2 separate regions of the Homo sapiens genome follow, and region 1 is linked to region 2. Evidence: chromatin loops called from intact Hi-C (ENCODE). Cell type or tissue: MCF 10A. All regions are shown on one strand. Links, peaks and the distances in the headings refer to the core of each region. The heading gives the core; the rest is flanking DNA.

Region 1 (16,538 bases), core at 3,706-11,705, 340 kb after region 2:
ATAATAATATTATCAACAGAAAAGGAACTCAGCAAGTGAAGATGCCTGTAGAAATCCCAAATGCTTATGTTTGGTCATCCACTGGAAATGTGGGCCTGGTGTCAGGAAGTCACAGAAGTATCTTTGGAAGACCAAAGATACTGTTCAGTCCCAGTTACCTTATCTCTGTGGTATTTGCCATTGTTGACCCTCTCCTCCTTGAAATTTTCCTCTTGGGTTTCTAGACAGTATCCATTCCTCATTTTCCTCTTCCCTCTGTGGCAATTCTTTCCGTCTGTATGAGCTCTTCTTCTCCTACTTGTCCCACAAATGGTTGTATTCTCCAGAACTGCAGCCTCAGTCATTTGCTATTCTCATTGCACATCCTGTCCCTGAAGTCTCATCTATACCTGTTGCTGCAGTTACCACTTCCATGTGGATGGCTCCTGCAGAAAGCAGTGGTTAAGGATGCAGATGCTAGTAGTATCAGCCTTGGTTCACATTCCAGCCCTACTTCTGGCTGGCCATGTAACTTTGGACAAGTCACCTACCTTGATCTTTCTCATCTGTAAAATGTGATTATGGAGTTGTTAAGAGGATTTAACATGAGGATTAATATGAAATCTGGTACAGTGTAAGTCCTCAGTAAATGGTAATTATTATTGAACAAAATCTGCAACTGGAAATCTAGATCTCTCTCTTGATAGCCAGTTCTACACAGTCAGTTGTCACCTGGGCAGGATCCCTCAAAGTCCCGAAGTAAACTCATTGTCTTTCTCACCTCCCATAACCCTGCCCCTCTGTATTCCCAACATTCATTCTATCATCCAAATTAGAAGCCTGGGAATCATCCCACAATTGTCCCACTCCTTTACCCCCACATCCATCTGTCATCAAATCCTATAAGATACAATGCCAAACTACTAAACATGGCATGAAAACCTCATCATTATCTCACTCCTGCTTTTTGTCCAAACTCATTTCCCACCACTCTCTCATTCCCCAATGCACTCACACCCTGTGGTTCAGCTTCATATCAATGTACTTGCCGTTCCTCACAAATATTGAGCCACCTAATATAAAGGTCTTTGCACATTTCTTTCGAATAGCCTTCTTCCAACTTCCTATACCCAATTCAGATAATTCCTATTGCCTTTTAAGACAGTTTGTGTCACCTCCCTGTGAAGGCTTTCTTGGCTACCAGTGGGCAGGTAAGTGGCTTTCTCTCTATTTCTTATAACAAATTGTATTTCCCTATGGTGGTACTTACCACATTAGAATTACTGATTTGCTTGTCTCTCTTCTCCAATAAATTGTAAGGACTTACAAGTAAGGACTGTGCTTCATTCATTGTTCAACTCTCCTTCCTCTGCCCTCCCTCTATCACAATACATAGCACATGGAAGGTACTTAATTTTTTTTTTTTTTTTTTGAGATGGAGTTTCGCTCTTGTTGCCCAGGCTGGAGTACAGCTGCACAATCTTGGTTCACCACAACCTCCACCTCCCAGGTTCAAGCGATTCTCCCACCTCAGCCTCCTGGGTAACTGAGATTACAGGCATGCGCCACCAGGCCCAGCTAATTTTTTTTGTATTTTTAGTAGAGACGGGTTTCTCCATGTTGGCCAGGCTGGTCTCGAACTCTCAACCTCAGGTGATCCACCTGCCTCAGCCTCCCAAAGTGCTGTGATTACAGGTGTGAGCTACCTCGCCCGGCCTTTTTTTTTTTTTTTTTTTTTTTTTTGAGACATGTTCTTGCTCTGTCACCCAGGCTAGGGTGCAGTGGTGTGATCACAGCTCACTGCAGCCTTGACCTCTTGGGCTCGAGTGATCCTCCCACCTCCTTCCCAAAGTACTGGAATTACAGGCTTGAGCCACCCCGCGTGGCTAGGTTTTTTGTTTGTTTGTTTCTGTTTTTTGAGATAGTGTCTCTCTCTGTCACCCAGGCTGGAGTGCAGTGGCGCAATCTCAACTCACTGCAGCCTTGACATTCCAGGCTCAAGCAGTCCTCCCACCTCAGCCTCCATAGTACTTAGTACTATAGGTGCACACCACCATGCCCAGCTAATTTTATATTTTCTAGAGACAAGGTCTCACTGTGTTGCCCAGGCTGGTCTTGAACTCCTAGACTCAATCATCCTGCCTCAGCCTCCCAAAGTGCTGGGATTACAGGTGTGAGCCACTGCCCCTGGCCAATTATTATTATTATTATTATTATTATTATTATTATTATTATTATTATTTTAGTAGAGATAGGGTTTCTCCATGTTAGCCAGGCTGGTCTCAAACTCCTGACCTCAGGTGATTCACCCACGTCGGCCTCCCAAAGTGCTGGGATTACAAGTATGAGCCACGGTGTCCGGCCCAATTTTTTTTAATATATAAATAAATGACTGAATACAGACAAACCAAGATAACCCTAGTGGTTTCCTGCTCTCTTTTTTGTTAGCATGATCAGTCATAGAATTCATGTAGCTTGACTTCAAAAGTTTTTCTGGTTTAGTCCATCCTCTGGAATAATAACTAATAGTTTCTATCCTATTTTCTAAGATACATGCATTTTAAAGCTAATGGGATATTTGATCACAATGTCCTGCTGGGGTGTTAAATCAAAGAAACCAAAGCTTTCTTTCATTTTATTTTGTCTATGGCATCTTTCCTGCATTCTCCAAATGTTCTCTGGTTAATCACTTGATCCACACCAAATAAGTCAAATGAACTCACCTGATGAAATGCAAAAGAAAGCCTGTAAGAACTTTAAGTTTGCAAATACAATTAGACTCTCTTTAATTCAAATAGTCGGATAATGCGATTCCCTAAGATTGTCATTCAGAATACCAACTCTCATTGTACTGAGGGGAGAGAAGATGCATAGAAACTCCAGGTGACAAAATATTTAAAAACACAGAATATTTTTTTCAAATGTATTCTTCTAATTTAAAGATGACACATCTTATAAGGGGGGATGAGAGCAATAAAACCGCTCCCAGTTATTACAGTGAACCTGCCAGAAGACCAGTCTTTGATGCCTATCAGCAGTCTCTGTCTATAGAAGCTGTTCCAGCTTTCATCCAGCCTTCTGGGTCCACTTCTCCACTCTCATTCCTCACATGTTGACCCTTGGGGATCTCCTACTGGAAAGTGCTCTTTCCTGCCATCACCCTCCTAGGCCCCTACCAGGGACCCAGCCCCAATGGGGCTTAATAGGCACCTTGGCATGGTAGTCTGGTGCCCTAGACTTTTTTTCTTTTAATTGAGGCAGAGTCTCACTACGTTGCCCAGGTTGGTCTCGAACCCCTGGGCTCAAGCATTCTTCCTGCCTCAGCCTCCTGAGTAGCTGGAACTACAAGCCACGTGCCACCTCGCCCAGCCAGTTACCCTAGACTTTTTGACGAAAAGAAAAAGTTTTCCAGGTTAAGAAAATGAACCATAGAAAATTACAATTGTAGCACCAAAAAGGAAACTGGCTGACAGACCAGCAGCTCAGAGATCAGTGACTTAGACAATGCTGCCACCTATCGACCAAAAATGGAAGTACGGCTGGTCTTAACAAATTTAGAGCGACTTAATGGAAAATTTCATATGGATTTGGAATAGGTAGTCACTGAATTGTTATTACCATCATTACTGGTGCTTCAACAATAAGGTTTTTCTAGTCCTAACACAATCACAACTAAATCCTATGAGCAGGGGGTGCGGCAGAAACTGAGGATGTAGAGTAGGAAAGTAGAGTCATGAATGTGAAGGAGTAAGTACTCTAGTACTTTTCCTTAATTCTGTGAATGTGGAGTAGGAAATCAGTTCAAATCCTGAAAGAGGGAATAGAGGGAATAAAGGCTAAGAAAAGCGCCCTTATTAGAAAAACAGATGGAGTAAGAGGAAGATAACAGCACCAGGAGACTGAGCACCTCCCATACACCACACACTGACTCAACAAGGTACATTCACATAAGGAATCTAATTTAATCCCCACTAAAACCCTGCCAGACTAGCATTTTCGTCTCCATTATTGGGTCCCTATTATTAGAGTGTAGCCAAAAAAAGGTACAGATTTGCATAAGCTCACAGCTCAGACCCAGCAGGGCTGGTTTGAACTCAGGTCTGTCTGCCCTGTCACAAAAGCCCATTCTCATTTTAACAGACCAAAACCACCTATTCTCACTTTTCAAATTTTTTAAGGCAAATATTGAGTACATAAGATTGTTCGGATTACAATCTCCTGCTGGGGTGTTAAATAAAGGAAACCAAAGCTTTAGGGGATGCCTATGCCGGGAGATTTGGTGCCACAGATTCTCTTTAACCCGTAGGGGCTCTTTTTTTTCCTTTCTCCTTCCTGCCCCATTTTTCTCTCCCCTCTAAAATCCTCTGTCTAACTATAGATACAGTACAGTAGCAACAGCCACTATCTACATATGGCCATTGGTACTTGAAATTAGGCTAGTCCAAATTGATATGCACTGTACATGTAAAATGCACACTGGATTTCTGGGACTTCATATAAAAATTTTAAAATCCCATTAATTATTTTTATATTGATTACACAGTGACATGACACTATTTTGGCTATATCCAGTTAAATAAAGTATGTCATTAAAATTAATTTCATCTGTTTTATTTTTTAACAGGACTACTAGAAAATTTTAAATTACATGTCTGGATGGCACTGTATTTCAACTGGATAGCGCCGGTTTAAAGACATGCAAACATGCTTTTGTAAAGAAACGCATTTCATACATTAATTAGTATAAGATCACAGGCATGAAACCAAAATCTGTTTCCTGCTCAGTTGATAGGCAGAAAACTGCCATCTGAGGTTCAATTAAGACAACTATAATTATTAACCGGGAGCTTCTCATCGTGAGCAAACTAATGAAGCCTGATTTTCTCTGGTTGTATGCCTTATGAGTGACTGATTTGTTCACTAATTATCCCAAAGTTTTTTATCCTGCAGATTACATTAATAATAGTGTGATTTATATACTAGAAGAATATGCTCTATCAGGCTCAACAATAACTTCACATTTCTCATATTAGAGAAAGTTGAGCTATTACTATTCCCCTCAGAAGCATGTTCCTAAGACGCTGCAGAATCTTCTCACCCCTACCTAGTTCAATGTCTTTAAAGCAGATGGAAATGTCATTGTGAACCAAAGGCTAGTCACATCCTAGGATTAAACCTATTTACCTCGAAGGCTTATTTTCAGGCTAACCAGGGTTCCTTACAACTTTTTCTTATCAAAAACAATCCTGGAAAAATGGACTTAGAGAAATCTACAGGCCAATGGACTCCTAAAGACAAGATACAGTCAAAGTTTCTAACCAGGAATTAAAAGATCAGGCTTACTCCCTAGGATGACAAACAATTGGTCCAAACCATATGGAGGTGCTCCTTCTACAGAGCCCTCAGCACAGTGGTACCTGAGACTGGACTTCATGAGCAGGGTTCTTGGGCAGGCAGAGCACATTCTGGGATGGCAGAAGACATTCTGCCTGTCCAAGAATTTCAAAGAGCCTCCATCTGCCCCTTGGAGTCAGGGTCTATGTCAATCATGATGCCGAGTTTCCAGACAGGAGGAGAATGGACTAATTAATTTCTCAAGTTCGCCTTCAAAACCAGACTCTGATCCCCCACTTTCAGCATAAGGGAACAGACCCAATAAGTTAAATTGAAGTTAAAAAAAAAAAAAAACCCTGGTCTGAGGTTTCCTAGGAACCCACTTGAATAGTGCACAATACAAACTCAACAGATATCTTCTGCCAGCTCTTTTCAATTTTCTCTGCTATGTGTGATATTTTCCATGGATGAGACCAGAGATGTTTGGTTGTAAATGATTGTCAGATGTTTAAACAATTTTGTTGCTGAAACATGATAATTTCCAGAAGCCCCTTTTCTGTACACGGTATCTTTTGCTAAGACCCACCACAAAGAAAATGAGTTGTACCAGAAGAATGGCAGAAGATCTGGAAATTAACTAAAAAAAAAAAATGGACCATAACATGCCTCAAACAAAACAAAAAAAATCATTAATAAGAAACAAGCCAGTTTCTAAGGGTCATGGAAAGAATACACATTGAGTTCCCAGCAGCTGGCTATGTTTCAAAGTCAGTAACCTCCAACTTGTCAGGGAAGATTGTGGTTAATGCTGTGAAAGACATGTGCTGAAAGATTTCTGGTTGCCCTTAAATTCCTGAATTTCTAGTCAGGATATCATACCACACATGTGCAAAACAGAAAAGTCTGGTAAAGTCTAAGTGGGTCCTGCTGTAAGTGTATAAAATCTTAACTTATAAAACCAATACATTAGATAATCACATATCAAAAAAGGATTAACTCAAAAATATTTTTAAATAAAAATTTCCCTACTCACATAGTAGGTTGAATCATATGAAACTGCAAATATTTGACTCTTTTTGACCCAAAAACCCCCAAATTCTGGCAATTCAAGCTATACATTTCATTAACAACATTGGCACTAAAAATTTAAAGAGAGTATTAGGAATCCCTACAAAAGGTTGCAGAAATAAAATTTTTAAAAAATATATTTCTCAAATTACAAAGTCAACAGGAAATTATTTTGTTCAATGTTTTCTATTTTTAGATGTATAATTTTTTTCAGTGACATACCTATAGCCTCTTTTAATCTGAATACCACAGGATATAATCAGTGATAACTAAGAAGAATTTTTTTTTTTTTTTTTTTTTTTTGAGACAGGGCCTCACTCTGTAGCCCAGGCTGGAGTGCAGTGGCAGGCACAATCTCGGGTCACTGCAACCTCCACCTTCTGGATTCAAGTGATTCATGTCTCAGCCTCCCTGGTAGCTGGGATAACAGGCGTGTGCCACCACGCCCAGCTAATTTTTGTATTTTTTGGTAGAGATGGGGTTTCACCTGAAGTAAGAACTTCAGTAATAAATTTGGCAATGCCTAAAATAATAGTAATACACTTCATGTTTGTTTATTGTTTATATTTCAAAGTAGCTTTAAATGAAATGACTCTATTAAGCCATTTCTCCAAATCCTTTGTGTGAAAATGAGACAAAGATGGAAGAAAGAGAGAGAAAGAAAGAAGGAAAGATGGACTAATTTTAATTATCGAAATTTAGACACCCAAATGAGCATTGTCTTTCAAAGGACTCCCTATAGCTACATATCTAATTCCAAGTGACGCTGCCACACTGATCAGAACGTTCATGGAATTCCTCTTTGGAATCACTTTCCAAGTTACATAAGAAAACCAGTACATTCTTTAACAGTCATATTTTTTTCTTTTTCTTTTTAAATTCCAAAACGGGGTGTCTAGCTAGATCAGTTGGTAGAGCATAAGACTCTTAATCTCAGGGTCATGGGTTTGAGCCCTACGTTGGGCGCTGTGTTTCCCAGCATTTTGGGAGGCCGAGATGGGCAGATCACTTGAACTCAGGAATTCGAGACCAGCCTGGCCAACATGGCAAAACCCCGTCTCCACAAAAAAATACTAATATGAGCCAGGTGTGGTGGCGCATGCCTGTAGTCCCAGCTACTTGGGAGGCTGAGGTGGGAGGATCACTTGAGCCTAGGAGGTGGAGGCTGCAGTGAGCTGAGAGCGCCACTGCACTCCGGCCTGGGTGACAGAGTGAGACCTTGTCTCAAAAAAAGAAAGAAAGAAAGAAAAGAAAAGAAAATGGCACCAACCAGCTTATTGATCTACTTAGTTCCAGATGCTTTTTGACTATTTGCTAAAATGTGTACATACATGCATACATAAAAATAAAATAAAAACGACTCGGGAAAGGAAAATATTTTTACACTGAGGATACCCAAGAATGCCGGGTACATTCTCCCACTTTCCCTTTTTGTCTGCTTATTACCCACTTCCTCCAGCAGTACCCTCCACCTTCTGACAGAAAACCAGGTCTCTTCTCTGTAAACCAAGGTGGTTCGAAATGAGATGGTGGGAATGTCCCTTACAACGGCCAGCCCCAATCCCACCGGGAGTAACTTCGACATATTCCTTTACTCTTTCTGCTTCTTTTAACATATCTGAAAATGGAAAGTAGGTAAACTGCACCTACTTCCTCAGAAGGTGGAAGGGATTCGTGGTGTAATCTCTCTACGTGGGCGGAAACACACTGTAAGCACCCAAATAACAAAATGTAAATGTCTAGCAAGTATATAAAAAAACATCAGGAAAGGTTTTTTGTTTGTTTTTGTTTTGTTTTGTTTTTGTTTTTGTTTTTCATATAAAAGGCCAAAAGTAGGGAAGTGACAGAAAGGCTGATTGCCGACCTTTTCAGAGCTTACTTATTTTAAACAATTACACTGACTCATAAAATAAAAGTATTTCTTGTGCCCCGGTCAAAAGCAAGTGGATTTTTACTTTAAGGGTGAATAATAAGAATGCTTTGGGGATGACGAATAAAAGGGCTTCCCCCGGCTAGCCGAGGCGGAGCCATCGGGGATATACCATCTCTCCTCGTCGATCTGGAAGGCTTTCTGAAGGAACTGGGGTTTGTGTCCCTGGCACGCCCGGGACCTGCGTGGGGCTCAGCGCGCTGCCAGGCGACCTCAGCAGCCCAGAGCTTCAACGGTTGCTGTGGCAACAGGCCGCCCAGAGCAGCAGTCAAAGTCCCTGCGTGAGCGACTGCACTTCCCAAGCGCGGAGAGTCTGCCCAATGAGTTCCGCCCTCTCTAGCGCGCTTTCTGTGATCCACCAATCAGGCTCTGCCACGCCCGAGCTGAGTGGTCAGCTTGCCTGGGAGGGCGGGGTTAGGGTGCAGAAACAGGACGGAGAAGGGGGCTGTATTTCCCCTGGCGTGTGAAATGGATGTTAGTGACTAAAGCTCAATTTTCCAGTTAAGGGAGGAGCCGAGACTTTTAAGTCGAGTGTTCCTGTGGGGCCAAAAGGATGGTTTCAGAGAAATCCCAGGAAGTGAGAGTGCTGGGATATGCGAGGGGCCCACGGAGCCCTCCCCTGCGTGTCTGAGATCACACCCTGCGGGTACCCTGCCGTCGTGTGCTGAAGGAGGTGACTGGATCTCGACTCCAGAGTTTGCTCCTGAGATCGAAAAACAAAACAACCCAATAATAGTAATGACAGCCCTGGGTGGGGACAGTTGCAGCAGGTCTCATGAGAAACTCACTAATTTTGTAGGTTCAGGGAAGGCGTGGGCATGTTGGTGAAGTAAGGTTCTGAGTGGAAGAAGAAAATGCTGCTTCTGGGGAAGAGAATACCGTCAGAAGGAAGGAAAGAAAGGAGGGAGTGGGAGGGGAGGGGAAATCAAGGGAGAGGAGAAGAGGGGAGGAGGGAAGGTGAGGTGAGGTGATTGGTATTCTGCCAATCCCATTCTGCACACTAGTGAGACCTAGCAAGGACTAGAGTTTCAGGGGGAAAATACGAGAATAATGAAAGATAACAGAGAGGAAAGAAAAAAGAAATAATTGAAAAGTTTGAAAGAAGAAAGACAACAGCTGAACCAATGGAGGTGAAAATAGAAGGAAATGAAAATTCTGCAAGCTTTTGTTTCATGGATAAAAGGACTGTATTTTCTGGTCCATTATCAGGATACAAGATGGAAAAAAAAGCTATTGAACTTGTGGAGAAAGTGGCTGGTTTAAATTAGTCCTGTCCCTGAAAATCCAAGCTGCGTGTTTGTCAGTCTTATGGCTGATTTAACTCATAGGCCCAGGAGAGAAAGGATAGAAGGAAGCCTGAATGACCAGCAAAGAATCTGCATCCAATCAACACTCAGAGCATGTATGCTACATTCTTCAGAAACCTTCAGGAGTCATAGACTGTGGTCAGTTCTTCGTCAGAATTATTTTAGATTTACTTCAGTTGTTTTTTCATCAAATGCACATAAAACATGGAATTGTTCTTAGCTGTGCAGACCTTGTCTATTTTCTGAAAGGAAAAACAATGTTAATTTTTAAAGCCCTACATACATTACATCTTTGTACTTTTCAAATCATTGTGTCACCCCCTTCCCTTCTCTTTTGAAGGTGCCTGGCTGAATCTCTCCTATTCTCACAATGGCTTTGCCTCCATTCTGCTGAAGTCGCTTCCCATTGCTCACATTATTATACTGTTTTTACTTCACTTCCAAGCTTGTTTCTGACTACACAAAGGGTGCTGTAATTCTGAGTTCCCTATATATAGAGTTGCTTTTCCAGGAACATTATTAATAAAAGGAAAGGTCTTCCTTTTCCATTATGGAGATATACCCATGTTACGTTGTGCTTTGATGATCTGGGCTCTGACTTATAAAACCAGTGTTACTATAATTTTCACATCTTTGAGCAGCTCTGCCCAGTCAGTTCCCCATAGGTCCCTCGGGAGTTTTTCTTGTTTTATTTTTGAATCTTAGCTGGAATCTATCTTCATTAGGAGTCTAGCGTCTTGTTCTCCGTAGAGCTCTGAAATGGTATAACAGAGAAAGGGGTACTAGAAACAGCAGGCTGACTCTCTTTAATTTTCTTTTTCTTTTTTTTTTTTTTTTTTTGAGACGGAGTCTCGCTGGTCGCCCAGGCTGGAATGCAGTGGCGCAATCTCGGCTCACTGCAAGCTCCGCCTCCCAGGTTCACGCCATTCTCCTGCCTCGCCCTCCCGAGTAGCTGGGACTACAGGCGCCCGCCACCACGCCCGGCTAACTTTTTGTATTTTTAGTAGAGACGGGGTTTCACCGTGTTAGCCAGGATGGTCTCGATCTCCAGACCTCATGATCCGCCCGCCTCGGCCTCTCAAAGTGCTGGGATTACAGGCGTGAGCCACCGCGACCGGCCGACTCTCTTTAATTTTCTAACAACTCAAATAGAAAGTTTTTTGGCTTCTGCTGTTTCCTGACTCTTCCTTTCCTCTTTTCATATAGCTGGTCTACCTTACTGATGTTTCAAGTCACTCTAGCTGCTAGAATTTAGGTGAATTATATTTCAGGCTTTCAAGCCATTTAAGGGGACAAGGAAGATTGTTAACGTCTGGACCTCAGATCCACTGGCCTTAAGAGCTCAGTATCACTCCCCACGATGTTGGCAGATTGGTGTATGTTGTTCTCTGATGTTACCTTGTAGCCATCTAAATGGCTCTCTGCATGCTAAACCTTGGGGAGGAAAGGCTCAAATAGGGTTCACCTTCCCTAACTCCTACTCTTCCATCATTTTTTAAACTATCACAATATCCTGGACATTCTTATTCATTGCTGAATCAGTATAGTTTGAGTGTTTGGAAAAGAGGCGGTGAGAGGAGAACAAAGATGAGTGGAAAAAGCTGAAGTGAAAGCCTTTTCTCAAAAGCTCCTAGTCAGGAGAAGTGACACTGTAGGGCAGACAACTCTAGAAATAGTAGGATACACAGAGGAAGGGCCAGAGTTCAGACGTATGTGAACTCGATGTTGTAAATAGAACATGGGTATAAGGAAGACAGAACACTCTAGTGGTTGCTGGCACAAACTCCTGGGTTCTGATTTCCACTGTGGTGATTACTATGTGGTGACCCTAGACAAGTTACTCAACCTCAGCTTCCTTGTCCGTAAAAGGGGGATACTAATGGCACCAACTTCACAGGGTTGTTGTGACAATTGAATAGGTTGATTATATAAAGTGCTTGGAATAGCATCTGGCATTTGGAAGTGCTAAATAGGTATTAACTATTATTATTCTAGAGCCATAATCCCAAACCCACAGCAGCTTGCCACCACAGGAGTGTCTCTGATACAACCATTCTTTGAGCAAAGACAGTGGGGCATTCTTTCTCATAGTTACTTGTTCTTTTATTGTTATAGGCTCTACTTGGTGTCCAGGACATTAATTAAGCAAACAAGCTTTTGCTTAGAATTCAGTAAAAGCATCATAATCCATTTTCATTTCTACTTTAATACAAGGGTCAGTATGAATTGTCATCCATTGATAGTGGAAATTCTCTACAATAGCTTCTCTATGAGTATGTTAGCAGCACAGTGGAAAAAGAAATATATGAGAACCTTGACTGCTTTCCACCTCTTTCTCTCGTAACTTTCAGTATTCCACAATCAATTCCTTCCACACTACCAAGGAGAGTCCAAAGAAATCAGTGTCCTGAGATCCACCACTGAAATTAAGCATTGCTGTGGGTGAAACTCAAGTGACGCTGACTTTCCAGGATATAGGAGTAATTAGAAATATAAAGTGAATAAGAGAAGGTGGAACATTTGATGAGAAGTGATAAGTGGCCACAAGGTGGCATAGGACAACAGCCACAGAGCACTCCCTTCCTCCCAAGTGACTCCATTTTGCATAAGGGCTCTGTCTCTGCTGCCCTGCCCTCTTACAACTTAGCACCCTTAAAAGCTGTCTTTGCAAACACCCTCGTGCCTTTCTTCTCCCACATTCCGTAGTCAGTGGTCCTCTTTCCCTAGTTCCTCTTTTCTTTCAATAGGTCTCAATTCTCATTGTTTCAGCATGGATTCCCTTTACTCGCAGGTGACCCTGCTTGTTGGTCCTGTACTCGGCAATTCCTCCTTCAGAAAAGTGAGCTCGGCAGGGCACGGTGGCTCATGCCTGTAATCCCAGCACTTTGGGAGGCTGAGGCCAGCAGATCACGAGGTCAAGAGATTGAGACCATCCTGGCCAACATGGTGAAACTTCGCCTCTACTAAAAACACAAAAATTAGCCAGGCATGGTGGCAGGCACCTATAATCCCAGCTACTTGGGAGGCTGAGGCAGGAGAATCGCTTGAACCCAGGAGGCGGAGGTTGCAGTGAGCCAAGATCACACCACTGCACTCCAGCCTGGGCAACAGAGTGAGACTCTGTCTCAAAAAAAAAAAACTAAATAAATAAATAAAATAGAAAAGTGAGCTCCTCCACTGCATCTCCAAGTCACACATTCAGTGGAATCTAAGTGAGGCATGCAGCAGAGTCCACTGGTTTGGCCATTTCACCAGTCACGTTGGGGTCCAACAGGGCTGAGTAACAGAAGGCTGTTGATTGACTTTATGTAATCTTCAAGAGTTTCCTGAGTAGTCAGTTTGAGTTTTTTAGATGATATGATCTTCTATAGAGGAAATAGATTAGGGCATTAAAATTGAGAAAGCAGTGCCTGACTGGATGTTTGTTAAGGAATTATTACCCAAAGACAAGTGGCCTAGGAGTCAGTAGACTGACCTGGATTTTAATCCCACCCCTAGCACATAGCTTGTATGTTTAGGCCAGTTAATTAATTCTATGAGTGGCATCCTTTTGTCCATAAAATGAGGGTAATATCCATCTTGTAGGATTTGTAACATGTAAAATATCTACTTCAATAAATGTTGGTTTCCTCTTTTTCCCTCATATGCAAAATGAAGGGGACTGGGCCAGGTGTTGTGGCTCACACCTATAATTCCAGCGCTTTGGGAGGCCAAGGCTGGAGGATAGATTGAGCCTAGGAGTTGGGGATCAGCCTGGGCAAGAAAGTGAGACCCCAACTCTACAAAAAAAAAAAATCAAAAAATTAGCTGGATGTGGTGACATGCACCTGTGCCTATGGTTCCAGCTACTCGGGAGGCCGAAGCAGGAGGATTGCCTGAGCCCAGGAAGTTCAGGCTGCAGTGAGCCAAGATCATGCCATTGCACTCCAGCCTGGGCAACAGAGTGAGACCCTGTCTCAAAAATAGTAGGGGGAGGAGGGACTGGACTAGATCTTTAAGTCTTTTCCAATGTTAATATTCTATGTTCTATACCTTATTACAATGATGACTCTCATAAATTAATGGAAGTCTGGCAGCAAGTGAATAATAAAGTATCTCCTGATTTTAGGGGAACAGGGGCTATCAAGAACTAAAATAGGATTGCTTTACACTTCTGTGAGCATTCTCTACAACTCCTTCCTCTCCAGACCTTTTGAAGAGGCAGAACAGTTTCCTGTCCCTCAATCAAAGACTACATATAAACAGGGAGTGGGCTGGGCATGGTGGCTCATGCCTGTAATCCCAAAACTGTGGGAGGCCAAGGCGGGCTGATCACTTGAGATCTGGAGTTCGAGACCAGCCTGGCCAACATGATGAAACCCTATCTCTATTAAAAATACAAAAAATTAGCTGGGTGTGGTGATATGCACCTGTATTCCCAGCTACTTGGGAGGCTGAGGCATGAGAATCACGTGAACCCAAGAGGCAGAGGTTGCAGTGAACCGAGATCACGCCACTTCACTTCAGCCTGGGTGACAGAGGGAGACTCTGTCTTTAAAAAAATAATAATAGGGAGTGGCCTCAGCCAAAGACATGGCTAGTTTAGAGTGGGAAGGGCTCAGCAACTTCCCAAAGCACAGGGTCCCAGCAGAAAGACTACCCTGTGATCCTTCCCTCAGGAGTGGCTTCCTTCCAGTGCCCCTATTACCTCCTCTTAGAGCCCGGAGACACTGCAAATGTCAGTGTCCAGGATGCTCTGGGTAGAAGTTAATGATTACTTGAGTCAGCTCTTTCTGCAAACCCTGATGCCTGTGCCTGGTCACTCCGAATCTGGAAGAGACACTGCATAATCTTTGGAAATTCACTGCAGTTATTTTCTTCATCTCCCAATAATCAACCTCAACAACATCCCTCAGTCCTAGGAACTTCCTAGATGGAGTTTGGTCTCTAGACTAGCTATGGGATATCATAACAGCTATGAAGGAATAGAATCATTTTGTGACTTTAACCTATTAGCCCTCTAGTACTGGCCTTAAACAGAGAGACAGGTTTAAAAAACAAAGCCCATGACTCAAGTTAAGGACTCCAGAGCCTGGAAACTCTCTCTCAGGATTGATACCTCTGTTGTTTTTTCAGGACTTAATGTTAGGAACATGGGTTCTCTATATTGGGGGAGTATTATGGAATGAATTGTGTCTCCACAAAATTCATGTGCTGAAGTCCTAACCTCAGAATGTGATTGTATTTGGAATGAGGGCCTTTAAAAGATAGTTAAGGTAAAATGAGGTCATATGGATGGGCCCTAATCCAATATGACTGGTGTCTTTTAAGGAGAAGAGATTAGGACACAGATATACCAAAGGTAGATCATGTAAAGATACCAGAAGAGAATGGCCATCTACAAGCCAAAAAAAAAGCGGTCTTCAAAGAAACCAACCCTGCCAACACCTTAATCTCAGACTTCAGCCTCCAGAATTATGAGAAAATTAATTTCTGTTGTTTAAGCCACCCAGCTGGTGTACTTTGCTATGTAATTCCAGAAAACTAATATAGGGAGAGTTATTAAGACATGTCTCATATTTCTGCCCTTTCCTATTGCCTCCAACCAGATTGTATCTGCTTCCCTGTGTCTACTTGCTGGCTTGGAACTTATTAAGATTGGATCCTTCCTGGAAGAAATTTGCTGATGGAGGCAGAAGGACACTCAGAATTGAAACTGTGTGAGCTTTGGTGCCTGGGATCCTTACTTGCTGTTGCCCATACTTAATTCAAATACTCAATGGATATTTATTATGTCCTAGGGCTATAAGAACATAAGAAAAAGACCCCTGAAACTAGGAAAGAAAGCTTCAAAGAGATGGTCATTTAGACATTTTTAAAGAATGAGAGGAATTGTTGGAGAAGATTGGCATGGGAGAAGAGAATTGAAGCAGAGGGAACAGCATGTACAAAGGTACAAAGATGTGAAACAGAATGACCCGCTGGAGGAACTACATCCTACTGACTAGAATATAGTGTCCATGTGGGCCTGTGGCACAAGGAGAGATAGGAACCCAAACCCGGTTGGAAAATACGTGGGCCTGTGGCACAAGGAGAGAGAGGAACCCAAACCCGGTTGGAAAATACAATCTGGGAGGCAGCTGCGGGGTGTGGAGGAGCCTCAGGTTATTCACTATCTACAGCATGCCCAGGTAGAGTGGTTTCAGCAGTCAGAGAGTGCCCTCAGGCAAAGAATAGCAGCTGCTGACAGCTGGAAATTGTAATCCATGGTAATGGTTGCAGCTGAGATGTGGGTGGGTACCCCCAGCATCTCCTAGATCAACCATACATTTGTGTGAGCCATTTGGTTTTCTCTAGTAGGTCTTGATTTAAGTTCCTGAACTCTGCCCACCACCACCAGCAGCCATGACTTCTTGGCAAGACTCCAAACCCCTCCCTACCTTCACTCTTTAGGTAAGTTGTTTAAAGATGCTATGCCTCCTTGGGAATTTCATTGATTTCCATGTTCCATTCTGCCTGTTCAGCCTCTGCCAACCACTGTCCTGGACTCTCTGGCAGACTGTGCCTTCCTGGTTCTTGTTGGTTACTGGTTGCTTACTGGTTGCAGCCCTATACCTGTTCTTGAACCCCAACTATTGACCCTGTCCTAGGTTTAGTTTACTAACATGGTCTAAATTCTAGTACAGTGATAACTTGAAGAAGCTCAGGCCTAACTTACTAACCATAATATCTTACCCTATTGGAACTGAGCTTTTCCCAAAGAGTACCTCCAGTGTCTTCGCTCCATCAGGATCAGTCAGTCCTACCCTCACCCAACTATCTATAGCCCTAAAGGACCACTGATCATGGCAAGTTAAGGCAATTATCAATAAGGAAGAACAATGATAAAGTATTAGAAGAAGTTAAGTTAAAACCTTGTGTTGCTGAATTTGAAATAGAGA
Region 2 (16,538 bases), core at 5,331-13,330:
TGGCAAGAACTAGTAAGGTCACATAGATGTTACCTAATTGGATCTCACAGATTCCTATGGATAAGATGAATGCTGAGCTGTGGGGACCAACACTCCAAAAAGGCATTCCATGTTTAATGTAGTCAGTGTTAATTTAATGTAATTTCTCTGACCTTGTGAAACCTGCCCTATAAAATCTCTTAACCTCGCCTGTCTCCTCTCTTTCGCCAACCCTCAAGGCAGTAAGAGGGAGGGTCGAGCGGGTGGTGAGGAGAAAGAACGAAATCATTCTAGTGCCTTTCTTTATGTGACCTGCCAAGCCTTAGATAGATTCCATCTTTCCCACTTGACAAATGAGGAAACAAAAGCTTAGGGCAGTTCAGTGATTGTGGTAGACTGAATTATTGGTTCCAATCCATCATCCTCTTTAATAGTATTATGTATCTATACCTGGGCAAGGGTTTGTGGTGCATGGAGTATATTTCTCCTCCTCTTGACTTTGGATTTGATATTGCCATTTGCTTTGGCCCATGGAATATTAGCAGACATGATGTGTGCAGAAGCTTGAAATGTGCTCTGTGGTTGGGCATGCCTTCTTGCACTTTTACCACTGTCAGAAGATCATGCCCTGCAGCTGCTGTTCCCCAAACCTGGATCCTGGAATGAATGGCACAGAGTATACCTAAACCTTGTCTACAGGCTGGAGCTAAGCTCAGCTGAGATCAGCAGACTCCAGCTAACTGGAAGCCTGAAGCAAAGTCCAGTTAACTCCAGTTAACCCGGACATTTCTGTGTGTGTGTGAAGTGTTTATGGTTGTATGCCATGGAATTTGAGGGTAATTTGTTATGCACCATTGTCATGGTAATCACTGACTGATAAGAGATTACTCTGAGCTTACAAAGAAAGTTCCTGAAATACACAGAACTGCCTTGCCATGGAGCTAGGCTGCCCTGGAGGCTGGCCATCTAGGGAAGAAACAATGCAGACAGCCACCCAACTCCACTCTACCCACCCCACCGCAGCCCTGCCCACCACCTGGCACTCACCTGAGTCTGAGGCTGCTGGGCTCACCAGGCTGAGCAGCTCCCGCTCCTTCTCATAGTCCCCTTTGCAGAGCAGCTGCCCCTCCTTCAGGACAAACTCATCACCCTTCTGAAGCTGTCGCTCGCAGACACAGCAGCAGAAGCAGCTCAGGTGGTATACACTCTTCTGGGCCCGCATAACAAACTCATTGGGAGCGATGGCCTCGAAGCAGCCCCCACATTTAACAGCAAACAGCCTGGCAGCAGGGAGAAAGGAAGTACATGCACCATGAGTAAAATCTGGCTTGGTCCTGGGTCTCCCCTGAAGTCAACAGCAAAAGGAACTTCAAGAACTGGGATATGAACGTTAGAATGGAATGTACTTTAAATCCAGGTTATTTATTCCCTAAGGAGATTGAATTGAAGCATTCAGTTGAGTCATTCAAAGGCTTAAGAAGGGTGTCTGACTGGATAAAGGAAATGTGGTACATATACACCATGGAATACTATGCAGCCATAAAAAGGAACAAGATCATGTCCTTTTCAGGCACATGATTGGAACTGGAAGCTATTATCCTCGGCAAACTAATGCAGGAACAGAAAACCCATCACTGCATGTTCTCACTTATAAGTGGGAGCTGAACAATGACACATGGACACAGGGAGGGGAACAACACACTCTGGGGCCTGTCAGGGGGTGGGGTGGGGGAAGGGAGAGCATTAGGAAAAATAGCTAATGCATACTGGGCTTAATACCTAGGTGATGGGCTGGTAAGTGCAGCAAACCATCATGGCACACGTTTACCTAGGTAACAAACCTGCACATCCTGCACATGTACCCCAGAACTTAAAATAAAATTAAAAATTAAAAAAAAAGAGGAGTATCTGAGTTAATGCCCAGAATGTATTTGCTGTGGTTCATGACACAGTGCTTTCAAAGGTTGGTCTACAGACTGGCGCCAGGCAGGCTGTTCAGAATCCCTGGGGGAGCTTATTATTTAAATTATTTAAATCAACAATAACAAAAATGTCCAGGCCCACTCTTATCAGCATATAAAAGGATGTGCCCCAGATTGTGAATTCTTAATAAGCTCTTGAGGTGTGTAAGAGCTTAAATGTGTAGTCTAGTTTTTGAGAAACTGCATCCCAACTTCCCAGCCTGATATTCAATAGATTCAGCCTATCTCTCAAGACTTAACTCTTCTTTCATTTATTTTCAACACAACAGTTAGACTATCTATTATATATGCCAAGCCAAAAGCAGTAAGTGCTAGTGATATGAAGATGAATAAAGGAAAATCCCTCTCAGAATTGAGTTCAGGCTAATGGAAGAAACAGACATATCCAAATAATTAAAGTAGAGGGCTGTGGGAGTACAGAGGGGAAAACAACTAACCTGCAGGGAGTGAGCAGGGGGTGCATTTAGTATGTATTCAATACATATAAGTCAAACAAAAGACAGTAAGGAAGCCAGGCTGGCAGGCACAAAGGGGTGGGAGGAGGGACAGTCCCAGGGGAGGGAACAGCCTGTGTGAAGGCCTGGAGCCACGAACAGGCATGGATGCTCAGGTTGTAAGGTGCACTCCACCAAGTTAGAGGCAGGTACCTCCAGAAAGGTGACAGGTGAGGTTAAGTCATGACCCAATCACACACTAAGGAGCTGGACATCATCTGGCAAGCAATTGGGAGTATTGAATGGCTTTTTTTTTTTTTTTCTGAGACAGAGTCTCACTTTGTCGCCCAAGCTGGAGTGCAGTGGCGTGATCTCGGCTCACTGCAATGTCTGCCTCTTGGGTTCAAGCGATTCTCCTGCCTCAGCCTTCTGAGTAGCTGGGATTAAAGGTGCATGTCACCATGCCCAGCTAATTTTTGTATTTTTAGTAGAGATGAGGTTTCACCATGTTGGTTAGGCTGGTCTTGAACTCCTGACCTCAAGTGATCCTCCCACCTCGGCCTCCCAAAGTGCTAGGATTATAGGCATGAGCCACTGCTCCAGGCTTGAATGGTTTTTTAACACGGTAATATCCAAGTTCTGGAAAAGGAACTCTTGGCTGTATGAAAAGTGGAATGGAAATGGAGGTAGCGAGATGAGTGAGCAGCTGAGAAATTATCAGGGTCAGGACTCATACAGCAGAGGTAAGACAGAAAGAAGGGGGCAGAGCCTACAGCTGGAAGATAGGAAAGCATGGGGCATGGCTCCCAGGGTCCTGGTGGTCAGAGCTGGCAGGTAATGATAATGCCAAGACTCCAGTATACAAAATTACTCATTTCCTACCTCTGGGCCTGTTTATGCCATTTCCCCATTCTAGAAAGCCTTCCTTTCCTGTTTAATATATCTGAACCCAAACCACCCTTCAGGACACAGCAGCTTCCATCTTCTCCTTGAATCCTGCCCTGATCTGTGCCCCCTAGCCTGAAGTGACTGCCCCTCCTTTGAATGATGATACCAGGAACTATCTCTGTGGGTCATTCCACAGTTATCCGGAGATGTCTCAAAACTACAATATGAAAAGTGGTGGGCACTGGAGGCCTGGGCTCTGCTGCCAGCTCTACAGATAACCATGCAAAATCTTGGGCAGGTTGTTTAGCCCGCCCCTTCATATTTCCTTTTTTCTGTCTGTTGTTAAGATGTTAGGCCAGTCTCCTCCAGCAACAAAAATTCTACCATCAGAGTTTGCAATTGCTGGCTCAAAATATTATCTTACTCTTGCCTTATTATTTTACTTTTCCCAAGTTTATAACTTATCTTGTCAACAGCTCCTATTTCAAGAACAAGGCCTATGGAATATTTATATACTCTCACACATGGTGGGTACTCACTAAAAGTTGATATTATTTGACTCATGGATCTAATTTGTTCACCCTCTTTCTGAAATAACATAATATATATAAACAGTCTAGCATAGGAGCTGACACATAATAGATATCCAATAAAGATGTCTCTCTTCTCTTCCTTGTCACTCCAGAGAAATCATAGTTCAGGGCAACCTATGAAAAAACTAAAATTTAAAGCAGATCCCTCTGTTTCTTTTTTCTTTTTAAAATTGCTTGATGATACCATAATTGCATTTGTCACAACTTTGGCATAAGCACAGAGACAATATACCCTAAGAATATCTCTGGGATTCATTCACTATAGCATTCATTTTACTATTTCCAAAATAAAGAGGTTTTTTTCTTTTTAAAGTAGCAGCAAAATAGAGGCAAAAATACTTTCAAAAACACTCTTTTCATACCCACATGACAGAGAAGTCAGTAGATACGGAAAGGTCAGATAGCGTACAGGAGAGAAAGTCAAGGGGGCACAGAATGGCCAGAGAGAGCAGATAAAACTCCACACCACTCTCCTCTTTATAAAGCTAGATATGAGCTGACTCAGAGCCTATCCAGGGAGATGAGGCCACCTTGCTCTGCTAATGAGCCCCACCCTGGCAGTAGCTAAGAAAACATGAACAACTGAAGAGCATTTTCCTATACACAGGCCAACTACCATGATGGCCTAAGGGTTGCCAATCCATTCACTCAAAATCTCATTCATGCACTCATACAATCATTTATTCTTTTCATTCATTCTTTCATTTATTCAGAAGCATCCACTATGCACCCTGAAATATACCAAACTCTGTGTCTTTATAGGGAGGGCAGGAAAAGAAACCACCATCCCAACAGCATTCATGTACATAAACAAGTATATACTGAGTGTCTGTTATGTGGTAGAAATTGTTGTAGGCACAAGAGGATACAAGACAGACAAATCCTTGACCTCATGTAGCTCGCATGCTAGTGGGAGAGAGTAAACAAACACATAAACGAATAGATAAATCATATCTACATTTAGGGATTTACCTTTAGGAAACAGGATAAAAGAACAATACAAAGCAATGTCCCATGAATATAAAATAGAATGGCATAAAGCTATAGTATATATAATTATAATATTTAATCACCTCCCAACTCTAAATTGTGCGGGTTTATGATTCTAAGTCAATACATGTGCACTGTGTGTTTATCTTGGAAGCTTCCTGGAAGAAGACAAGAGTTTTGAGGGTGGAATGAAGGGGAAGCTAAGGAGAAGTTCCCAGGGAGGCATTACTCACAGGTTGACACAAAAAAAGAGGGCCATTCTAATTCTTTGAGTGAAGGAAGGCAAGGCTTGGAAAAGATGATGAAGCCACCTCTCAGGAAACAGCCTCCTGGAACAGAGGCCAGGCTGCAGGATTGGAAGTGCTTGTGCTGTGTTACTTTCAACAGCTGCCTGGAAGCACCACACCAGTCCTCCTTGCCCTTGGCCATCAGAAGCACCTCAGAATAACCTATCTCGATATGCTTCTCCTCTGCCTCTCAGCTTCAGAAAGGAAGTGAAATTGGGGGATAGTCCAAGGGGTTGGAATGGCTCGTTTATCACTAACAGGTATGATAGAGCCTGGAACTCCAGGTTCCAGCTGCCCTTCCCCTGTCCTCTCGCCCAGTGTGGTTTTTCTCTCTATGTCTAAACCTCTGGCACATCAGTCCTTTGACTATTTGCCTTGACTCCCTCTCCCCTATGCTGGATGCTGTCATTGGGCAGAAAATCCACCCAGTTCATCCCTGGGCCCCAAGTCCCCGGTTGCTGTTTGCCAACCTGAGCAAACTAATCAATGCTTTTCCAGGAGCTGGTCAAAGGCCCTTTGTCCCCAAGCTCTCCTTCTCCTCCCCTTCCCCTGGAATTAACTGTTAAACAGACTCAAGGCAAATGCTCCCAGGGAGTCAACAAGCACTTGAGAAGCTGCAACAGCAGGTGGTAGCATCTGTGCTTGTCTAACTTCCACCCTGCTAATCTCCTCCTCTTTTTCTTGCTTTCTTAATTTCATCCCCCACTCCAAAAATTTCCCCCAAGTTGGAGAAGGGAGGGTTGGAGTGAGTTCAACAAAGAAAGCCCACCATGTTGACTCAGGAGTCGCTAGAGGAAGTGGCGGGAGTTGTCTGGGCTCAAATCCTGAAATGGTCATGGTCACTGGGGATTACAGACCAGGAAGAGTGGGGCAGTCCTGTTTTTTTCTTCTCTCCTTCTGTTTTTCCCTCCCTTTCTGGGTTCAAACCAGATCAACTTCGTCTTACTACCTTGACTCCTGTTATCTTCACTAACCCCAGAGTAATTCAAGGAGAAAAGGTGCATGTGGTCCACCACCTGTGTGCCAGATGTATACACAGCTGTACGGCTACCGCTGTGGACCCAGCTGCTGACTGTACACCTCCCACAAGTTGTTTTCTCTAAGGCTCAGACAAGCAGAGAAAAGGGTTTGTTCAAAAGTCCAGGTCATAATTAAAACACAGCCTGTCTCTTCCTAATGCTCTGGATGGCATCCCCCATGGTTACTTCCCCCACTGAATGCTAATGAGACATCGCTGAGGGTTCAGAGCCTGGCAGCCTGGCTGTGCCCTGGCAAGCTGGAAAAGGCTTCCAGAGATGTCCAGCTCATCAAGGCATACATAACACCACCCAACTTTCCTTGATGTCATAAATTCTCCTACCCCTGAAAGCTCTGCAAATGATTCCTTATCTCCTCTTTGCATTTAATTCCCTCACCTGTAAAATGGGAATAATAGTATCTACCTCCTGGAAAAGCATCCATGGCAGTACTAGTTGCAGAGACTAAGCACTCAGTGCTGTTCCTCTATTGATCACTCTCTGTGGGGAAGGCTCTGGGGATGCCGTGATAAATAAGGCTGTCCCTCTCCTTAGGGAGTTCACATTCTCTGGAAGGCAGCAGACTCTAAATAAATGACCTCAGTAGGATGTGTTTGGGATATGCAGAGAGAAATAGCTGGGAATAGCACAAAGAAGAGACCTATGCGCTTAGCTTAGGCTAAAGGTCACAGAATCTTTTGTCTCACACTTCATCTTCTTTTCTTCTTTCTCCCTGCACCTCCTCTCACTCTCTCTTTTCCACTCACTCTGCCAAGCAGGAAAATAGAGGTTGGCTGAAATGCTATTCAATGCCTTGCTTACATCTCTTCTTGCACAGCTGCAAGCTATAAGATGCATAACTTTCAGTTTTGGTGAGAGAGCCTGGGTTCTCAGGTTCTGCCACATCCAGGCAGCATGACTGGGAGAACACCACTTCATCACTTGCTGCCTCCGTTTGCTTTGATGTAAAAGGTAATAATGATGCCTTCATCTCTGGACTAATGAGGATTAAATGTACATGGAGTACTTTGTGACCTATAAGGTGTAGTGCAATTTTTTGGGCCTTTATCATTTGACCTTTGCAGATTTTTCTTTCTTGCCTCAAACATCGTTCTTGTTGCTTAAGAATTTTATGAGTTCTGGTCAGGTTCAGTGGCTCACGCCTGTAATCCCAGCACTTTGGGAGGCCGAGGTGGGCGGATCACCTGAGGTCGGGAGGTCGAGACCAGCCTGGCCAACATGGTGAAACCCTGTCTCTACTAAAAATACAAAATTAGCCAGGCATAGTGGTGCATGTCTGTAATCTCAGCTACTCAGGAGGCTGAGGCAGGAGAATCGCTTGAACGCGGGAGGCAGAGGTTGCAGTGAGCCGAGATCACACCATTGCACTCCAGCCTGGCAACAAGAGCGAAACTCCGTCTCAAAAAAAAAAAAGAATGTTGTGAGTTCCATTCTAAGAGAACACTTCCTCCGCAGCATGAGCGTGGGCATGACTTTGACATGGGCATGACTGCATCTCCAGAGCATAGTGCTGACCCAGAAGATGAACCAAGGAGACACACTGCTCGTGGTGCAGGCAGAACATGCTCCTTACACCAAGCCGTGGGCGTCTCTCCCTCTCTCCACCAAATCGGATCGAAGCAGTATTTCTTGTAACCAAACTCAGCCATCCTGCCCTAGGTGAGGTGTTGGGGAAAGAACACGGGACTTGGCATGAGAAATCTGGGCTCAAAAGTGCTGCCTTTTCCAAGGGACCTCAGAAAAGCCACCACCTTTCCCTGAATCTTGGTTATCTTATCATCCATTTCTCAATGGAAAAGTTCTGTCCTAGATCAGAGTTGTCAAGAACTTAGAGGCTGAGGAGGAAGGATGACTCTGTTTCCTAGGTCTCCACACACTTTCAACCAGAGAAACCCACTCCATTCACACCTAAATTCAGGTCTCCAGATAGTGTTTTACCATGACACTGCCTTGCTATGGTAATTCTTAAACAAAATCTTTTCCAGAACCATATCATTCAAATATATATAAATATAAAACAGCTAAAGCCAAAAGACATGATATCTATTCTATTAATAGAAGAGTATCATTGGAAGACAACATTTTGCTCCTAAGGCAGGTTGGAAACCCACTAGGCTGGATAATTTCTTACTCCCATTTTTATATTTCAAGCTTTTATTACAGGAGTTGAGAAGCCTCCTCTGTAACCAAGGAGACAAGAATGTTTCAAAAGCACATATGAAGGTTTGATGCCTGAGAAACTACTAGTGGACAAGTCTATGACAATCAACAAAGAAGCACTGAATTTCGGGATGCAACAGCACACCCCTGTACTGCAGGCATTACGGTAGCAAGATGACAACACACCGAGACACCCTAGGGACTCCTGGATTTCAGTGCCTGTTGTGTAACCTTAGGAAAATCACCCTACTGTTCTGAACATCAGTGTCTTCATTGTTAGAACATATTTCAGCTCCAAAAATCATATTTCTGCAAAGGAAGGGGGCTTGTGGAGGACAGGAAAAAGAGAATTAATCTTTATTGAGTACCCACTCAGTGCTAGAAAGTGTGATATTCTTTTTACCCATTATCTAACTAAATTTGTGGGATGGGGTAAATAGAACTATTTTATGAACTCAAAGAGAATCTGACCATATTTCAGTTCTCTCCGTAGGAGAGAACCACTCTGGGATGGCGAACTCATGGGTCCTGTTTTGTATTTCTCTCTCACATGCTCTCTAGCACTGTCTTCATAGGAGAAACATGTAGAAAGATCAAGCAGTTAAGATGGCAGCCTCAGCTCATGAGGGGGTCACGAAACAGGCCCATGGTTTTGTAGAAGGTCTTGAGACTCCACTGCAGACATGTAGGTAGGTGAAAGGCAGGAGTTAAAAAAAAAAGTTGATCCCTTGAGGCTACTCAGCTCATGGACCCCAAAATACCCAAAGGGATTTCTGAAAGAGGCCTACCCTCTATGGATGTGGGTTAGGAACAAATAGTGTGTGGGGACACTCTGACCCAACACCACCAGCCAAGAGTCTACTGTGACTCCAAAGAGATTGGGAAACAAGACAAATCTTGCTGGAACCCCATTCCCTTGGGAGCCTGGCAAGTCAGGTCATTCTTTTCAAGATATAGGCAGAAATGTAGCCAATGGGGACAGGGTTGGACCCAGGAAGACCTGAGGAAGTCCACCCAGAGAGAGGCTAAGATCTTCATCAACCTCATCCCAAAGTCCTGCAGACCTTAAAAAGAGCTTCTCAAAGCCTCCACAACATAGACAAAAAAGCAGAAGGATGGAGGACAAGGCAAACCCATGAAAAACCCTGATGCCAGTTTGAGCCAACTGTAGTGTACTGTGTTTGCCCCCACCAAAATAAGAAATCACAGCCATCTGTAGCTTTGGACAGTAGTCTACTACAGTTCAGCTGTCTTTCTCCAGGCACCACCGATATGAGTTTTGATGAGATATATGAACCCTCCGGTTTAGAAAGTAACAGAGGGTTTGGGGCAGCTCTTTAACAAGGCAGGAATCTGTGTATCATTCAGTTTCCACCTCTCCACCAGGGGGCAGCATAGCAGCATTCATTCAGTGCCATGTTGACTTGGTAACTGAGGTCATCCAGGCAGAGACAGGGATTGGCCATAAGCCAAAACTGTCTGCCGGAAAATCTGCTGCTGGGAGTCTGGGAGACCATGTGGCTAAACTGAAGGAGAGATGGTGAGAGAAGGGTATTCAAAAGTATTGGGAACCAAAAGCATGGCTTGTGGCCTTAGAAGTAGTGACACAAGCAACCTTGTCAGCTGGCTCAAGGTCTCTGTCCTTGAGGCTGAGCCAACAACACCACAATAAGCAACTGAGCACATGGTCCTGGGGTGGTGGGAAAGTCTGCATGGACAATAGAGTGGCAGGATCTTCTATAGGAGACAGTCTCAAGACTCTGCAGTGGTGAGAAAATGGGAAACAATAAGTGGCTGGCAGAGCCAATCAGGGTCTCTGTCTGCCTGCAGCTCCTGGGGAGCTATAAGGAGGACCATACAATGGGATGAACGAGTGGGAGTGAGAACTGCTAAGTATGATGTCTGCACGTCCCAGAGGCTCCGCAAGGCACTGGCCTCACCAAGAAAGGCAGGGTAATGCACATGGTTTTTCATCTATCACAAATGTTGCTGGCGATGGGTGGTTTCTACCTTGAAATGGTAGACTAACTAAGTGCTTTTCTTGTTCTCGCAAGGTGTCCATTCCAGAATCAGCAAGACACTGTGGGAAGAGGACAGCTTTTGACATCTGATTAAACCTGTATTCAAACCTTGGTTCTATCTTTAAGAACTTGAGCAAGTTACAAACTCTCTTGGAGCCTCGGCTTCTTTATCTCTAAAAATGAGATCATAACAACCTTATGAGATATTTTGGAGATTAAGTAAGTAGTGTATTTTAAGTATCTGACACATACTAGCTGCTCTCAATAAGTAGTAGCCATTAACTCCCTTTATTAAAATCAGTTTACCATATCTGCCCATGTAAATATTTATATAAGATAATTTATTTCAAGACAGCCAACTGAGCCAAAAATAGAACTTTATATGTATCTCAAGGTTCTGTCCCTCATTATTATAACAAATCAAATCAAACTTCAACCAGCCTTTCATATGTTACTGGAGAAGACACCAACAAACAACTGTGAAAGGCCAAACACTTGAGAGGAAACTGAGGGTACATCTCATTCAGGCAGCTATGGCTATGGTCTACCCTAACCCAAGGTCAATATTGACACTGGCCACGAGTGTTGACCCACACACAAATTCATTGCCTAACACCCAGCATATGTTCAGGAAGTTGTCAGCTCCATGTTTAGCCAACCAGAGCCAACAGTTGCTATTTGGTTAATGCTGACATTACCTTGCAAATATTTAAAACAGACCATTTCCCCACATCATTTTGGTTCTCATATGACTGCTTCTTACAGAGGCTGCTGACTATTGTGTGGACACGTATTGAGACATCCCTATCCTTGCCTTGCTTCCCTGGCTATCTGACCTCCTGTCCACCAAGAGAGCAGTCAACCTCTCTCCTCATATTACAAATGGAAAGAAACCAAGGCCGATAAAGGGGCAATAATCTACCTCAGACCACAAAGAAAGCTATGATTGCTGAGAGGATCAGACAGAGCCTGAGACTTAGTCAATGATCAAGAAACTAAAGAGATTATACCATGGCCCAATGAGAGATGAAAAGGTACTCCTCCAGGCTCTTAAGCAGTGTTCTGAACAACTAAATGAGTAGACAATGTCAGACAAGCTGAATGAGTGCACTGTGTGTGGGACAGTGAGTCTCTCCTACTTGGAAGCTTTCTTTTCCTCCCCCTCTTCTTTGTTGAAACCTGAAAAGTATCTATGAGTCAAGCCCTAGAGCAAAAGACTGTGGTGAAAGTGTGGATTTCAATAACTCAAGCCAAGGTGGCACAACTTATAGACTTTCCATATTGCCACACAGATATGCACAAATGGCAAGAAACATAAAACAGACATATGGAAAATATCCGTTTTCCTTTTAGGGAGTTAAGGTTTGGTTTCCTTTGAAAATGTCAGTTTTCCTTTCGCTTCATCCTCATTAGCCTCCTGGGACACTCTTAAACATACCCAGAAAACAACAGAGCAGAAGAAATGAGGTATTTTTAGCTGATATTCTGGGCACAGATTCCTATTGTTCCACAATTTTTGGCTTGGCTGGATGGCACGTGGCCAATACAATGTATACTCTTGCAAAGAATGTATATTTCCTGGTGTGTGTGTGTGTGTCTGTGTGTGTGTGCATGTGTGTGTGATAACAGGAAGGACAAGGGTATTATTGATGGTATTTTGATGGGGAAGATTCTGGGATCTCAGCAAGCCACACCAAACTCTCCATAAATCCTGTTTGCTTTGGTCAACATCACTTTTCACTTATTATTACCATTGTGCTATATGTCCAAAAAGAAACTTTTTTTAAAGCCATAGTGTCACAGCTGAAGAGCTCCTAGAATCAACTGTTTCCAGCAGCACTATATTAGGAACTAAATTTATTCTGAAAACCAATGATTACATTCCTAAATCATCTGGTGCACTGCCTAGCATATAACAATGCTCAAAACACTGACAGCTATGATGATCATCCTCCTCCTTAAACATGACTCCTGTTCTCAAGGGTCACCCAGTCTTGTAGGGGAGGCAAACAAGAAAAGAAAAGCATCCACTGACAATCTGAGTAAAAATCTCCCTGTGGCATAAAAACCACAGGGAGCTGCTATGGGGTTTTCCCTTTCTAACTGACGGGTGGAAAATATCTCTGGATTATTTAATTCCAGAATGCCTTTAGTTCAAGGATCTCAAAGCACATGCAATCTTGTGTAAACATCTTAGCTCTGAAATAATTGAGAAGGGGGTCAAATTCTGTGATCTTATTCAATTACATTCATTATACAGAGGGCAAAACTGGCATAACAGCAGAATGTGGCACATTATACACACTCCAAAATCCAGCAGTAATGGAGCCTGTGCACAGAAGCTCAGGGTCCTGAATCCCCAAAGCAGCCTCTTTATCACAGAACTATGTTGCCTTCCTTTCATGTTAGACTTCAGATGTCTCGAGAACCCCATAGAAGTTTCAATAAAGTCTGATCCGGTGGAAGTGACACCGTTCTTGTTTCTTGATTTTTAAAAATATTTATATCCTTCAATTTTTTAACACTTTTTATTCTTCAACTCTCTCCCCATCCTTCCATTTCAACTCTCCTTCCATCCACTAAAAACTGGAAGTCACCATACCCCTTACAATGGCTACTTTCAAAGAGATAAGAAAATAACAGGTGTTGGATGTAGAGAAATTGGAACTCTTGTGCATTGTTAGTGGGAATGTAAAATGGTGCAATGCTGTGGAATGCGGTACGGAGTTTCCTCAAAAAAATTAAAAATAGAATTACCATGTGATCTAGCAATCTACTTCTGCATATATAGCCAAAATGATTGAAAACAAGGACTCAAGGAGAGGTTTGTATGCCCAAGTTCATAGCAGCATTATGCACAGTAGCCAAGAGGTGAAAGCAGCTCAGGTGTCACTGACAGAGGAACAGATAAACAAAATGTGGTATATGCCTACAATGGAATATTATTCAGCCTTAAAAAGGAAGAAAATTCTAACATACACTACAACATAATGAGGACATTATGATAAGTGAAATAAGACAGTCACAAAAGACAAATACAGTATGATGGTACTTAGGAAGTTCCTAGAGTAGTCAAATTCAGTGAGATGAAAGTAGAACAGTTGCTTCCAGGAAAAGAAAATGAAGAGGTACTATTTAATGAGCATAGAGTTTTAGTTTGCAAGATAAAAAGACTTATGTGGATAGACAGTGGTGATAGTAGCACAACAGTATGAATGTACTTAATGCCACTGAACTGTACACTTAATAATGGTTGAGATGATAAATTTCATGTTAGGTGTATTTTACCATACTTTTTTAAAAATAAAAAATTATAATTTTTTTAAACTGGAAGACACAATCATCATTTATGCTCTACCTTCTATAACCAAAATATAGGTGATTATGTTCCCAAGTGAAACTCTCACCAGCCTCCCTTGCAGCTAGGGGTAGCCATGTGAGGTAGTACATGGATTCTATTGGTGAGGAAAGCGCTAGAAAAGCTACTGTTTTCTTAATAAAATGAGACAATCTCAGCTGGTGCATACATTTTGCTCTTTACCTTTTCTCTTTTTTTCTGCCTGGAATTAAAATGCAATACTTAGAGATAAAACAGCTATCTTGGAACTAAGAGAATGAAAGCTACCTGTTAAGAATGCAGAAAAAGAAGAAAGAAGCCTGAATTCTTGAAAACTTTCTTGAGCAGTTACACCTTCCTTGGACTTCCTACTTCTGGACTCCCTCTTCGTGAGAAAAATTAAAGCTCTCTATTAAAATTAGTCAAGACAGAATTATATGATGCCAAATGCAATCCTGCTCAAGTCTCTTCATATTGACTTGCCAAAGGGATACCCCTTCCCACTTGATTTCTTGAATGTCCTACACTCCTATCAAGGGCTAACTCTTCCACTTAGGTGCTAAACTTTGTCACTTCATGCTTACTCAAAAACTATATCATATATTCTCCCTCTTTGCAAATATGTTTTACAATATTTTTCTTGTTTCTCCCATTTTGGAAAAAAAAATACTCCTCTCTTGATTCCATTTCCTCTACCAGCTACCTTTTCATTTATCTGATGGCCTTTGTAGAAAAAAAAAAATTTTAATTACTTCTATTTACTATCTCCAGTTCCTTTCTTTTTAGACCAATCCAATCAGGTACTTATCCCACCTTTTCTAACAAAATTGTCGTGTGAAGGTCACTAATGACCTCCACAGTGTTTAGTCCTCATTGTACTAAGCCCATCAGCAGGCTTGGACATCATCAATCATTTGGCTTCCAGGACTGCTCACTCCTGATTTTCCTCCCACCTGGTCACTCCTGCTTTGTTCTTCCTTACCAATTTCTCCTCATCTCCCTGACCATGAAATGTTTAGTTCTCTTCTTTATCTATGCTCGCTCCCCTTAGGGATCTTATCCAGTCCCATTACTTTAAATATCATACATTTGCTAAATGATTTTGACATTTCTATCTCCACCCCAGCTTGCTCTTTTGAATCTAACTTGTATACCCAACTACCTACTCAACATCTTCACTTGGATTTCTAATCACAGTCTCAAACTTAACAAAACCAAAATAAAATTCCTGATCTTTTCCCACCCACCTCACTCTGGCTCCAATCTGCTCCAACCACAACCTCTCCATTTCCATTGATGGATGGCACCTATATCTTACCTGTTGCTCAAGACAAACATCATGGACTCACTTTTGACTTCTTTATCCTCCGCATCTCATATCCAATCTGCCAACAAGCAATTTCTGCTCCACCTTCAAAGAATAGCCAGGACAGTCATTTTGCATTATCTCACAGCTCCCACTATAGTCCTGCCTCCACCATATCTTCCCTGGGTTACCTCCACAACTTCCTCAATGGACCACTTGCTTCCTCTTGTCACCTGCTATGCTGATCTTGAGCACAACACTCAGGGTTATCCTACTACCTAAATCAGATCATGCCCCTCATCTGTGATTTAGCAATCTATTTCATTCCCATTTTCCAGACAAGAAAACAAAGACTTATGAAGGTTTAAGTAATTTGCTCAATTTTACACAGCTAGTATTTGGGGGTGCCAGGATTTAAATCAAGTCTGCCATTATATCACTGCCTAACTTAGCTTTGGGGTTGTCCTCATCAAATGGTAGGATGGTATTTTGCAAATTAAAAGCTCTGTGTGACTACAAGGTAATACTACCACCATTATCAACACAAGCTCCTGATATGGTAGTGCTGAATGAAGAAGGTTATCAATTATATTGAAATATTTTACCTAGAAAGGAAAGGCAAGAGTTTCCCTTCCAATACTTGAAAGAAAATCCAGAATGAGATCAACAATCCAGGATGAGTCTAACCCAGGAGAGCATCAATTAACTTTGTGACTTACGCTGAAACAAGCAAGGAGGGACTGGGTAAAAATAAAAAAAAACAGGAGGAATGGTGGAAGCCTGCACACAGCCCCCACCAGCACCCCAACCACAAAACTCATGTGCAAGTCTGCAATATAATTTTCATCTTGGATGCCTTTCATATGGCTCTGCTCCCCATACCCAGCTCCATTCAGAGGATTAAAGAAGAGGGACAGACATGAGTAGCTAAAGAACCACAAAAATCCCTGTGAAACAGGATTCTTGGTTTAAAATCACAGTGACTAGTTATGTGTACAGACATGCATAAAGCATGCATATGCTCGCACACACACACACACATACATGCTGCCTTAGACTAGAAATCCACACAGCATGCTACAGCCAGAAGTTTGGGGAGGAATTTTTTATAACAGCCCCTCCCAACCATGGAAATAAATAATGACAAGTTAGGGTGTCCTCAACCAGAAGAAGTCTTCAAGACAGCACGACCTTTGAGGGATGTCTGCATTTTGCTGCGGCAGTGCACTCTCAGATCTTATAAGGTGAAACTAAAGGGAATGTTGATATAGGAAAAGGAGGCCTAGTGCGGTGGCTCATGCCTATAATCCCAGCACTTTAGGAGGCAGAAGCAGGAGGAACGCTTTAGCCCAAGAGTTTGAGACCAGCCTGGGCAACTTGGGGAGACCCCGTCTCAATAAAAAAATTTAAAAATTAGGGGAGGATTACTTGAGCCCAGGAGGTCGAGGCTGCAGTGAGCCATGTTTAAGCCACTCTACTCCAGCTTGGGAGACAGAACAATACCCTGCCTCGAAATAAAAAAGG

What was found. Peaks named below come from ENCODE experiments on the same cell type or tissue, not always from the same donor. Only the 100,000 strongest peaks of a DNase experiment are listed, where the experiment ranks them.
Region 1: it touches region 2 in a loop (13-fold over the local background); 19 of 110 quality-filtered maps call a loop at or near these places.

What each region holds. Positions count from the first base shown.
Region 1 is chr1:165,589,639-165,606,176 of GRCh38, forward strand. It overlaps the pseudogene TRK-CTT13-1. Among named protein-coding and RNA genes, the nearest start is that of LRRC52-AS1, 16 kb to the left of the region's middle. RefSeq lists silencers at 6,545-6,752, 12,737-12,897. In MCF 10A, for the core only: no CTCF peak of the experiment used is centred there; a DNase peak (open chromatin) is centred at 8,653.
Region 2 is chr1:165,248,382-165,264,919 of GRCh38, forward strand. It overlaps LMX1A (LIM homeobox transcription factor 1 alpha), which reads right to left. Exons shown (of 9, transcript NM_177398.4): 4 at 1,027-1,259. Among named protein-coding and RNA genes, the nearest start is that of LMX1A-AS1, 41 kb to the left of the region's middle. RefSeq lists an enhancer at 5,456-6,028. In MCF 10A, for the core only: a CTCF peak has its summit at 9,732 (motif pointing right); DNase peaks (open chromatin) are centred at 9,760 and 11,560.